Regions from separate parts of the Homo sapiens genome. Here region 1 is linked to region 2. Evidence: chromatin contacts called from ENCODE Hi-C data. All regions are on one chromosome and are shown on one strand. The core of a region is the stretch at or near the end of the contact, and the rest is flanking DNA. Distances in the headings are between cores, read along the strand shown.

Region 1 (6,131 bases), core at 2,138-4,637, 480 kb before region 2:
AGCGAGCAGACGAGACGCAACCCCCACCAGCCTCCCCTTCCCCTCCCCACTCTGTCCTGGCTCCTGCTGTCTGTGTCTCCCGCCTGACATCTGACGCCTTTGGTATCAGAGGGGTCAGAGGCTGGGGAAGCCAGGAGTCTGCTGATAAGGGTGTGCTCCCCACTCGGGGCTCTAAGGTCACAGCCCCCATCCACAGCTTGTGGGGGTCTCTGATAAGGTGGCGTTGGAGCACAGAGCTGAGGGAGAAGAGGGGGAGAACCGGGACATCAGGGTCTGGGCATGGCAGGGAGGAGGAGAATATGCAGAGTCCTGAGGCAGGAGCACGCTCATTAACGAAGTCCTGCCGGGACCTCTAGGTGCAAATTCACCTTGGCGGTGTCAAGGATGCTGCTGAGGAGGGGTCACCTGCCAAGGCCAGATGGCCGGTTTGTCAGGGGCTGGGGGAGGCAGCCAGGGCACCCCATCCACCCCGGCTACAGGATTTTGGCAGCGCCGGGCGAGAAGTCTGAGAATCGCCCTCCACAGCTTGGAGAGCTTGGTTGTTTTGAATATTTTCACTTAAAAGGATTCCCACCTGAAGGTTCTCTAGGAGACATGTGGGGACAGCCATCCTCATCCCTTGCACCCAACAGAGGGTCTGTCCTGGGACCCAGGCACTCCTGCAGTGTCTGTGGAGCAGCCCTTCTCAGAGGCGGTTTGCTTCCACCTGCCCATGATCAGGTCCAAGGAGCGGGGCCGGCGGCTCCCTGCACCTCCTCGCAGGTTGAGCAGCTGTTGGCAAAGGCCAACGTAGGGGCAGATGCCTGGGGTCCCGACCATGATCAGGAAGGGCAGCTCCGGGCCAAGGCTGCTCACAGGCCGGGAGGTGGGGAGTAGGGCGAGGTCAAGCACCAGAGGAAGGGGCTGGCAGGGGTGACCAGGAAGAGGAGGAGCAGGGACGTGGAGAGCCAGCGCATAGGAGCTCACAGCCCCTCTCATCTGCTCGAGAGCTTCCATCTGGGAAGAGCTGAGGCCCAAGGCCCACTGCTCTGTGGGAGCCCCACCCGGCCCTCCGTTGAGCCCATGGGTCAGGGCAAGGCTGCGCCCCAGAAGCATGAGCTGGCCCCAGCAGACCTGCTCTCCCTGCCACAGAGCCCCAGGAGCTGTCAGGGAGCTGGGCCCTCTCCCTGACCCTCATGTCCCCACCCTCCATGACCCAGCTCCCGAGAGCCGACCCTGCTGGGAGCCTCCTGGCTGGGCCACCCCTAGCAGGCCAGCCCAGGGCACTGCTCCTTCCTGTAATCCCACCCCACACACCAAGACCCACACCCAGGCAGGGGGATGAAATGGGCAGCATAACCGCGGGTGGCCTAGCCCACCACACTCACTTGAGACCCCTGAGCAGCCTGCGGCCACCCAGCCCCACCTCAGGGTCTGAGTCTCGGTGCATCTACGAAGTGGGTCTTTATGAGGCCTCTCTCACACTGCTATGAAGAAATACTCAACTGGGTAATGTATAAAGAAAAGAGGTTTGGTTGACTCACCGTTCCGCCTGGTTGGGAAAGCCCCAGGAAACTTACAATCATGGCGGAAGGCACCTCCTCACAGGGTGACAGGAGAAAGAATGAGCACAGAGCAAAAGGGGGAAAAGCCCTTATGAGACCATCAGATCACATGAGACTCATTCACTGTCTTGAGAACAGCATGGGGGAACCGCCCCCATGATCTCATCACCTCCACGAGGTCCCTCTGCCAACCAACACATGAGGATTACAATTCAGTTACAACTCAAGATGAGATCTGGGTGAGGACACAGAGCCAGACCATATCAGGGTCCATACTCGGGGTGGTGAGGGGCCCATGCCACATGCTGGGAGATCTCAGCCCTGCCGGGCACAAGCTCAACTAACAGGGTCATTGCCAAGTACTCACAGCCATCCTCAGAGCCACAGGCTGCCCCTGGGCCCAAGGTCCCGCTGCCACACAGAGACTATCCTTGACCTCACAGGTGCCCTCATCTCTGCTCACAAACCCTCTGGAGATGTCAACACAGGGCCAGGTGCAGGGCCAGTCTGCTGGGGTCACCTGGAGCCAAAGAGAAGACCCTGGTCCTGGAGCCTGCTGGGGGATCCCCACTACACAGCCAAGCCGCCTGAGATGCCGCCGTCACAGGCCAGCTGCTCAGAAAGCTGGGGCTTCGGGGCTTGCGTGGCATCCACGGCTCCCAACTCACGACAGTACACGCAGACACACGCTCACCCGCACACATGAACACCCACACTAGCAGTACACTCAGACACACACTCACCTGCACACACACTCACACTAGCAGTACACGCAGACACTCTCTCACTCGCACACACGAACACCCACACTAGCAGTACACGCAGACACACACTCACCCGCACACACAAATCCCAACCCACGACAGTACACGCAGACACACGCTCACCCGCACACACAAATCCCAACCCACACTAGCAGTACACACAGACACACGCTCACCCGCACACACGAACACCCACACTAGCAGTACACGCAGACACACACCTGCACACACAAACACCCACACTAGCAGTACACGCAGACACTCTCTCACTCGCACACACGAACACCCACACTAGCAGTACATGTAGACACACACTCACCCGCACACACAAATCCCAACCCACGACAGTACACGCAGACACACGCTCACCCGCACACATGAACACCCACACTAGCAGTACACGCAGACACCCGCTCACACACACACACGAACACCCACACTAGCAGTACACGCAGACACCCACTCACCTGCACACACGAATCCCAACCCACGACAGCAGAGGCAGACACCCTCTCACCTGCACACACAAACACCCACACTAGTGCAGGAGGCCAGGCCTGCACACACCCTCACACGTATGGACATATGTATGACACAAGTTCACAGACACCCTCACACCCACACATACACAGTAAGACATGCCTGCACACACCTTCACACGCATGGACACACACGCTGGCTCACACCCTCACACACATATACAGTAAGACACACAAATACACCCTCACACTCACACATATACACCCCTGCACACGCCCTCACACGCATGGACACACCTTCACATGCACAGACACGCTCACAGAGACACCCTCACAACTACACGTATACAGTAAGACATGCCTGCACACACCCGCACACGCACACAGGCTCACAGACACCCTCACACCCACACATACACAGTAAGACACGCCTGCACACACCCTCACACTCATGGACACACAGACACGCTGGCTCACACCCTCCCCCCGCCCTCCCGCACACCCACGTTGGACACGGCCTCGGACTCCCCCTGGTGGTGAAGCTCCGCACACACCGGGCGTTTTCTCCGGGGACCGACGGGCAGGGGCAGCCCTGGGCCCACGCTCTGGATTCTGACCGCCTGGGGGTTGGGGGACGGTGCGGCTGTGACCCTTCCTGTTCACTCTGAGCTTCACTTGAGTCTGAGCTCCTGACTCCCCCGGGCTCCGGCCCATCACACACACACAGCCGTTGCAGGAATAAGGCTTCTCCCACAGACGCTCAATCACATTGCTGAGTTACGAATGGAGACACCTAAATTTATTTTCCCAAGCACCTTGTGAATGGAGCTGCTGGGGCTCCGGGCTGGTCACGGCATCTGTCCAAAGTGGAGGGGGTGTGCTGGTGTCTTCTACGCCAAGGGGACAACTGTCCAGGTTAAGCGTCGGCCCACATCCCGATTTCGGTTCCTGGCCTGGCTCCCTGATGCGGGACAGAGCTGAGCACGCCCGTGCGGGGCTTACTGAACGCTCCTCTCTAGATCCCCGCACCTTTAACTTGGGGGAATCTATTGTGCACGATCAGTTCTTCCTGTTTCTTCTCTGTCTCTGCGTTTGAACGGGTATAACCCCAGGAAGATGAGACCTCCCTACGCCAGGTTCTCAGAGGCAGCTGCTGCTCAGTTTCTTTGACGTCCTTAAATAAATCTTTCTAAAGGAACCCACCATGGTGGCCACAAGAGGTGAAGCAGCATCACTCTTGACCTGCACAGCGACCGCAAAAATAAACCAGGACCTTCCTGCAGAGGCTCGCCCATCCCAGCCTGCGGCTCCTTGATCCCCAGGACCTGAGCTGGGCGTAGAAAAGCATTAGGGACCCATGGCCCCAAGAAGGCTTCCTGCTTGACAAGGCAGAGACGGAGAGAGGACTGGGATGTGTCCATTGCTCCCACATCGGGGGTCCCTGCCCCATGCCGAGACCAAGGACCCCCCTTCGTTCCTGCCCTGCCCTTCCCCAGGCAGGGGGATGGAATGGGCAGCATAACCGTGGGTGGCCTAGCCCACCACACTCACTTGAGACCCCTGAGCAGCTGCTCTCAGCTCTGGAAGCTGCTGGAAGACCCCAGCCCACCTTCCTGGCACCTTTGCTGCCATAAAGAGATGCCTTCCCTACCTGGAAACTGTTGGTGACTGACTTGTAATGACATCGCAGCTGTCTCTCTCCCTCCCTGTTTCCCCAGCCTCACTTCCCTAACTGCTCTCCTCTGCTGCCCGCTGCATGCCAAGCCCACCTCTCTCAGACTGTCAGGGTCTGGGGAGGGGTCAGCCAAGGTAGGTCCCAGCTGCCCCCACCCTCCAGCGGCCATCCCAATACTGACCCATCCCAACACCGACCCACCCCAACACCCACCCATCCCCAAAACTCACCCACCCATTGCCAACACGGACCAACCCCAACAACCACCCATCCCCAACACTTACCCACCCCAACACCCACCCACCCCAACACGGACCCACCCCAACACCCACCCATCCCAACACCCACCCACCCCAACACCCACCCACCCCAACACCCACCCATCCCAACACCCACCCACCCCAACACCCAACCATCCCAACACCGACCCACCCCAACACCCACCCACCCCAACATAGACCCATCCCAACACCCACTCAATGCAACACTCACCCATCCCCAACACCCACCCATCCCAACACCCACCCACCCCAACACCCATGCACCCCAACACCCACCCATCCCCACCACCCACCCATCCCAACACGGACCCGCCCATCCCCAGCACCCACCCATCCCAACACCCACCCACCCCAACACCCACCCACCCCAACACGCACCCATCCCCAACACGGACCCATCCCAACACCCACCCACCCCAACACCCACCCATCCCCAACACCCAACCATCCAAACACCCACCCATCCCCAACACGCACCCATCCCCAACACAGACCCATCCCAACACCCACCCACCCCAACACCCACCCATCCCAACACCCACCCATCCCCAACATGGACCCATCCCAACACCCACCCACCCCCACACCCACCCATCCCCAACACCCACCCATCCCAACACATACCCACCCCAACACCCACCCACCCCAACACTCTCCCATCCCCAACACCCAGCCATCCCAACACCCACCCACCCCAACACGGACCCACCCCAACAGCCACCCATCCCAACACCCACCCATCCCCAACACGGACCCACCCCAACACCCACCCACCCCAACACTCTCCCATCCCCAACACCCAGCCATCCCAACACCCACCCACCCCAACAAGGACCCACCCCAACAGCCACCCACCCCAACAGCCACCCACCCCAACACCCACCCATCCCCAACACTCTCCCATCCCCAACACCCAGCCATCCCAACACCCACCCACCCCAACACGGACCCATCCCAACAGCCACCCATCCCAACACCCACCCACCCCAACACCCACCCACCCCAACACGGACCCACCCCAACACTCTCCCATCCCCAACACCCAGCCATCCCAACACCCACCCACCCCAACACGGACCCATCCCAACAGCCACCCATCCCAACACCCACCCACCCCAACACCCACCCATCCCCAACACCCACCCACCCCAACACCCACCCACCCCAACACTCTCCCATCCCCAACACCCAGCCATCCCAACACCCACACACGCCAACACGGACCCACCCCAACACCCACCCACCCCAACACCCACCCATCCCCAATACGGACCCACCCCAACACCCACCCACCCCAACACTCTCCCATCCCCAACACCCACCCATCCCAACACCCACCCATCCCCCACACCCACCCCCCCTTCCCCTGCTACACAGGATGTTCCTCC
Region 2 (5,396 bases), core at 77-2,576:
GCCTCTCAGAGGGGACCACTTTGGAACGTGTATCCACATGGCCCTGCCTGTACAGCCACCTCCTGAGGTTGCCGAGTGAGTGTCAGCTAGCGACCGTCTGGCTGCCCAGCCGCAGTCCGCAGAGCCCCGGCCCAGCCCACGCAGCCCTGGCCGACTCCGCGTTGGGCGCGCACGGCCCTTGGCTGTGAACACGCTGTTTGAGTCGAGCCAAGTGCTGTGCTGCTTCTGCTCCCTGTGCAGGCAGCTGTGTCTCAGCAGCTAGAAGGGCTGTGGGTTCCCAGGTGCTTACTGCCCTGTGGCCAGCCCCAGCGCCCTGGCCCTCCGGACCCTGTGCCTGGCCATGCCTGTTCCTCCCTTCTGCTTCATCCTTGAGAGTCCCCTTGTTTCCTTGGGGTTCAGTCCCATGTTTCCTGGATCCTGTCTTTTGTTTTCTTCACTTATTCCCTTGTTTAAGTGGCTTCTCCCTTCTTACAGAATATACCTTTTTTGAGACCTAGTGTGTCTGAAATGCCTTTTTTTGCCTCTGAGCCTTGGTGGGTGGTTTGGCCTGGCGTTGAGTTCCAGGTGGAAGGTAATTTCCCGGGGGGTTTCGAAGGTGCTGGCCATCTCTTCCCGTTTCTGTGGAGCTCTCAGGGCTGCTGAGCTCTCCTTCCCCGTACTGTGGCTGGGATCTGTGTTTTTCCCCTGGAAACACGGGGAAGGTCTTTCCTTCCCAGTGGTCTGGCTTCTGTGGTGAGGCTGGTGTGCGCCTCCTTCCTCATGTTCACGCTGGCTCCAGCAACTGCTGTCCTTTCTGTCCTCCTAGAATTTCTGTTGATCACCTGTTGTGTTTTCTGGAATGCTCCTTCACATTTTCTCATCTGTTCTTCCAAGTTTCCACTCTCTTTTTCTATACTGTATTCAGGGGGAATGCCTCGGTGCTGTCGTCTGGTCATCCCAGGAATTTTTAATTTGACTGTCGTATTGGATAATCTTTGTGATTTTGAAGAGGGTTTCTTGCTTATTTTGATCAGTTCACTGCTTTGGTGTCTGGGTTGATGCTGGGCCTTCCTCAGGTGGCTGGTGGTCCCTGGCTGTTTGCCCATCTGGTGGAGGGGCTGGTATTGAGCTGCGACATGACGGTGAGATGGGACAGAAGTCCTAACAAAGCTTCCCATTACCAGACACCCAGAAAGGCTGGGGAAGTTGGATAAATGTTCTTTTAAATGAAGAGTTTAGCGTTCTAGAAGATAAGGAAAACCAGCAGGGCTCAGACGTGGAGCTGGACAGCAGCTGAGGGTTGGGACCTTGTGTCCCCGTGGGCTGGCAGGGGCGACTGTTCAGCGCCTGGCTCCGTGCCCCTGATGCTTGTGCCAGAGAGTCCTGTAGCCTCAGGAGGAGAGCTGGGGCTGAGAGCCCCTCAGGACCAGAAAGAGCCCCCCCACCGGCAGAGGGCACAGCGGTGCCTGCAGCCTGTCCTGTGCGTTGGGAGGGAGGAAATGCCCCTCTGAGAATCCACAGGGGCCTGTCGTCCTGGGCTGGGGCTGGGGCTGGTGCCATGCTCCGGAGTGACTTGCATAGCAGGATGGTCACAGCCCTGGGTTTGGCAGAGGTGAACATGGACCCCTGTGGAGGGATGTGTCCTGACCTGGGCTACACAGGAGAGCCACAGACAGAGCCAAGCCAGGGCGGGTGGTGCAGGGCCAAGAGGTAGCCGGGGCTGGGCCTCAGGAGGCCAGGGCGGAGTCCACAGCCCCAGGCCCAGGGCCGGGGTTTGTGCTGAGAGTGCGGGGCGGCCTGCGGCACCCGGCAAAGGCATTTCCCCCACAGGTGGGGGTTCCCAGGGTGCAGGTGCCCGTGTGGTTGTGGCACAGCTTCGCATGCTCTACATTTTGGCTTCAAGTACAGTAAAAGTGTTACCTACAAAAGGAATCAGGAAAACTGTTGTGTGGGGTAAGAACCCTGGTGTTTCTCCTCAGGGAGGGTGGGATTCACTCACACTGTGGGAATCGGTGGCGGCATGCTGAGCTGGGGACGTGGGTCCCTGGAAGGCTCTGGGGGAGGCACTGGTCACCACTGGTCACCACTGGCCACTGGCCAGGCTTTGGAGGAGTGCACGCTGCTCCTTCCCCAGGGAGGCGTCTCGTGGCCACTGCTGGCTCTGCATTGCCCGCCTCAAGCAGTGTGGCCTTGAACCGCTGGGAGAGTGGAGAGTTTCACACTGTTTCAGTTTCAAAACCTACATTTTCACCATAATGAAAAATAGAAAATAGCTTAAATCTTCACCAGAAGGAAATTATAAACACAATTTGGATGAAATAGTATGTAGCCACGGACAGTTACGTTTCTGAAGAATGTTTACTGCCATGGGAAGTGCGCCCGGGGAGCGGGCAGGGAACGGGGGAGCTGGCAGGGAACTCGGGCGGGTGGCCTCCGTGGTCCTTACGGCTTCCAAGTGCACGGTGCACACTGAGTGGCACCTGAGCTGTGCCAGCCAGGAGAGGGGCTTCAGGAGGTTTCCATTGTTCTTGTACTTCTCTGCACTTATTAAACTTTCTGTGAAGAACACTTCTTTCTGTGGTAAGGAAGATATTAGGACAATTGGAAGCCCCAGTGCGGTTCTGTTAGCTGGACCCTGACCCATTGTGGTGGTTGTATGTGCACATTGGCTGGTGTGGGGTTTTGGCTGTGCCATGAAGGAGTCTCCAGGAAGGTGGGGTGGGGCAGAGAGAGGGGCTGTGAGCTGGGGAGGTTGCGGGGGAGGCGGCGGTGGCCACAGTGGCCCGGTCAGGAGGCAGGGTCCCAGGCCCCAGCTTCCTGACCTTAACTGTTAATGACCTTCAGGGCTATGCCCCATCCCGTCACCACCTGGAATTGCCCATCTTGGTTGGACGAGGATGCTGAGGGTCTTTGGGACGGATGTCGTGTTTCTTGTTGCAGGTTTGACTGCTTCCTCCCTGACTCGAGGGCTGGGTGCGTGGAGCCGGTTGTGCCTCTGTATCCGAGAGCCCTGCTCCCTGTCATCCTTGGCTCCTCTCTGCATTCCTCACAAAGACCTGGGTGGGGACACGGCCAGTGTCCCACGTGGCTCTCTCTGGGGAGCTCTCAGACAGAACCCTCCGCCCTGGCCTTGGGGTCCCATCTGTGGGGCGGGGTGGGGGCCACACCTGCCACGTGTACCCTGCTGCAAGTGCAGAGAGAGGAGTAGAGGCAGGAGGGGCGGCTGCCTTTCGTAGGTCAGGTGCCGCCCGTAACCACGGTTGATTACTCTTAAATTAGTTATGTCTTGAGACGGAGTTGCACTTCTTTGCCTTGGCGTGAATAGATGCTGCTGGATTATTTGTCCGTAAACAGAGCTCACAGGACCCAGAACTGTGAGAACCTCTCGGAAACATGGCGTGGATGCAGCCGTTGGTGTTCTGAGTGTCCTCAGATCATCACACAGTGTCTGACTTTGCTTTTTGGTACAGTCAGGCTGTGATACAATAACCAGGGAGGCGGACAAGAAAGTCCCCAGTGACAGCGCCTCTTATGTGCTGTTTGTTGGAAGCAAACCTCAGTTCGGCTTAGGAGACGTGGCCACTCGCGCTTGGTTCACAGATATTTTCAATGCCTCGAGAAGCTACGTTGTACCTGCCTGAAGTCACATGGTCACTTCTTGTGGGACGTTTGATTCCTTCTCCAACTTTCCTGACCACAAGGGACACTGGGCCCGACCACAGGGCACATTTTCACAGTGACCCATGGCTGTTTCCCTACACTTCTGTGATGTCCAGAATGCCACTTTTATTTTGTTAGAATTTTAACCACATTGCTATTTTGTTAATACTTTTTTTTTTGAACGTATTCCTTTAAATATATCTGGATACTTTTTTTTTTCTTTTTTTTTGAGGTGGACTCTTGCTCTGTCGTCCAGGCTGGAGTGCAGTGGTGCAATCTCGGCTCACTGCAACCTCCGCCTCCCAGGTTCAAGCGATTCTGCTTCAGCTTCTGAAGTAGCTGGATTACAGGCATGCACCACCACACCTGGCTAATTTTTTGGATGCAATTTTTTTAAATTATTATTTTAATTTTTTGAGACGGAGTCTCGCTCTGTCGCCTAGACTGGAGTGCAGCGGCACGATCTCAGCTCACTGCAAGCTCTGCCTCCCAGGTTAATGCCATTCTCCTGCCTCAGCCTCCCAAGTAGCTGGGACTACAGGGGCCCGCCACCATGCCTGGCTAATTTTTTTTTTTTTTTGTATTTTTAGTAGAGATGGGGTTTCACCGTGTTAGCCAGGATGGTCTCTATCTCCTGACCTCGTGATCTACCCGCCTTGGCCTCCCAAAGTGCTGGGATTACAGGCGTGAGCCACCGTGCCTGGCCTTGGATGCAATTTTTTAAAGCACAAAGCTCCTGATAATTAAAGTCTCTTCACTCACTATGAGAATGTCAGGTTTGACATTGGGTGTGGAGGCACTGGGACGGACACTGAAGCCTCCTTTGTCCTGTTTCCGTCCCATTCCCATGTGTGCACTTAAGTCTGCGTCCATTATTGGCTTCTCAGAATTCCTTAAAAACATTTTTTTTTTTTGTTTTTAGGAGATGGGGTCTCACTCTGTGGTCCAGGCTGGAGTGTGATGATGCGATGGTAGCCCACTGCAGCTTCCAGCTCCTGGACTCAGATGATCCTCCCACCCTAGCCTCCCAAGTAGCTGGAACTACAGGTGTGCCACCACGCCTGGCTAATTAAAAAAAAATTTTTTTTTTGCAAAGATGGGGTCTCACTATATTGCCCAGTCTGGTCTCGAACCAGCCTCAAGTGATCCCTCCATCTTGGCCTCCTAAAGTGCTGGATTTCAGGTGTGAGCCACCACACTCACCCTGGCTTCTCAGAATTCTTGAGGAGGAGGAGCAAGGTGTCTCCGAATGCAGTGAATGAAGTGTTGGGTTTGAGGACATTGTATTAGCGTACTCTAAAGGGACAGAACTAATAGGAGAGATGAATCTATGAAGGGGAGTTTATTAGGAGAATTGACTCTCAGGATCACAAGGTGAAGTCCCTCAATAGGCTGTGTGCACCTGAGGAGCCCGGAAGCCAGTCTGAGTCCCCAGATCTCAAAAGTAGGGAAGCCGACAGTGCAGCCTTCAGTCTGTGGCCAAAGGCCTGAGAACCCCTGGCAAACCACTGGTGTAAGGCCAGGAGTCTAAAAGCTGAAGAACTTGGAGTCTGAAGTTCCAGGGCAGGAAGCATCCAGCTCTGGAGAAAGATGGAGGCCGGAGGACTCAGCCAGTCCAGTCCTTCCACGTTCCTCTGCCTGCTTTATTCTAGCCACGCTGGCAGCTGATTAGATGGTGCCCAGCCACATTGACGCTGGGTCTGCCTCTTCCAGTCCGCTGACTCAAATGTTAACCTTCTTTGGCAACACCCTCACAA

Evidence for each region. A loop is a pair of places that touch in the nucleus more often than their neighbours do. Pooled maps may share reads with other maps.
Region 1: a map of CD4-positive, alpha-beta T cell shows a loop between it and region 2 (4-fold over the local background). The contact joins two enhancer-like sites. A Hi-C loop is called at or near these places in 1 of 168 maps with a recorded cell type or tissue (CD4-positive, alpha-beta T cell) and 8 of 50 pooled maps.

Annotation. Positions count from the first base shown.
Region 1 is chr20:62,497,538-62,503,668 of GRCh38, reverse strand. No RefSeq gene overlaps it. Among named protein-coding and RNA genes, the nearest start is that of GATA5, 25 kb to the right of the region's middle. RefSeq lists enhancers at 1,407-1,636, 3,102-3,602. Within about 2 kb of position 3,387, at least 5 of the 41 ENCODE cell types and tissues checked have a DNase peak (open chromatin) inside an H3K27ac peak, as active enhancers do.
Region 2 is chr20:62,016,306-62,021,701 of GRCh38, reverse strand. The region is part of intron 1 of TAF4 (TATA-box binding protein associated factor 4); the gene reads left to right. Among named protein-coding and RNA genes, the nearest start is that of MIR3195, 46 kb to the left of the region's middle. RefSeq lists an enhancer at 1-61. Within about 2 kb of position 1,326, at least 8 of the 41 ENCODE cell types and tissues checked have a DNase peak (open chromatin) inside an H3K27ac peak, as active enhancers do.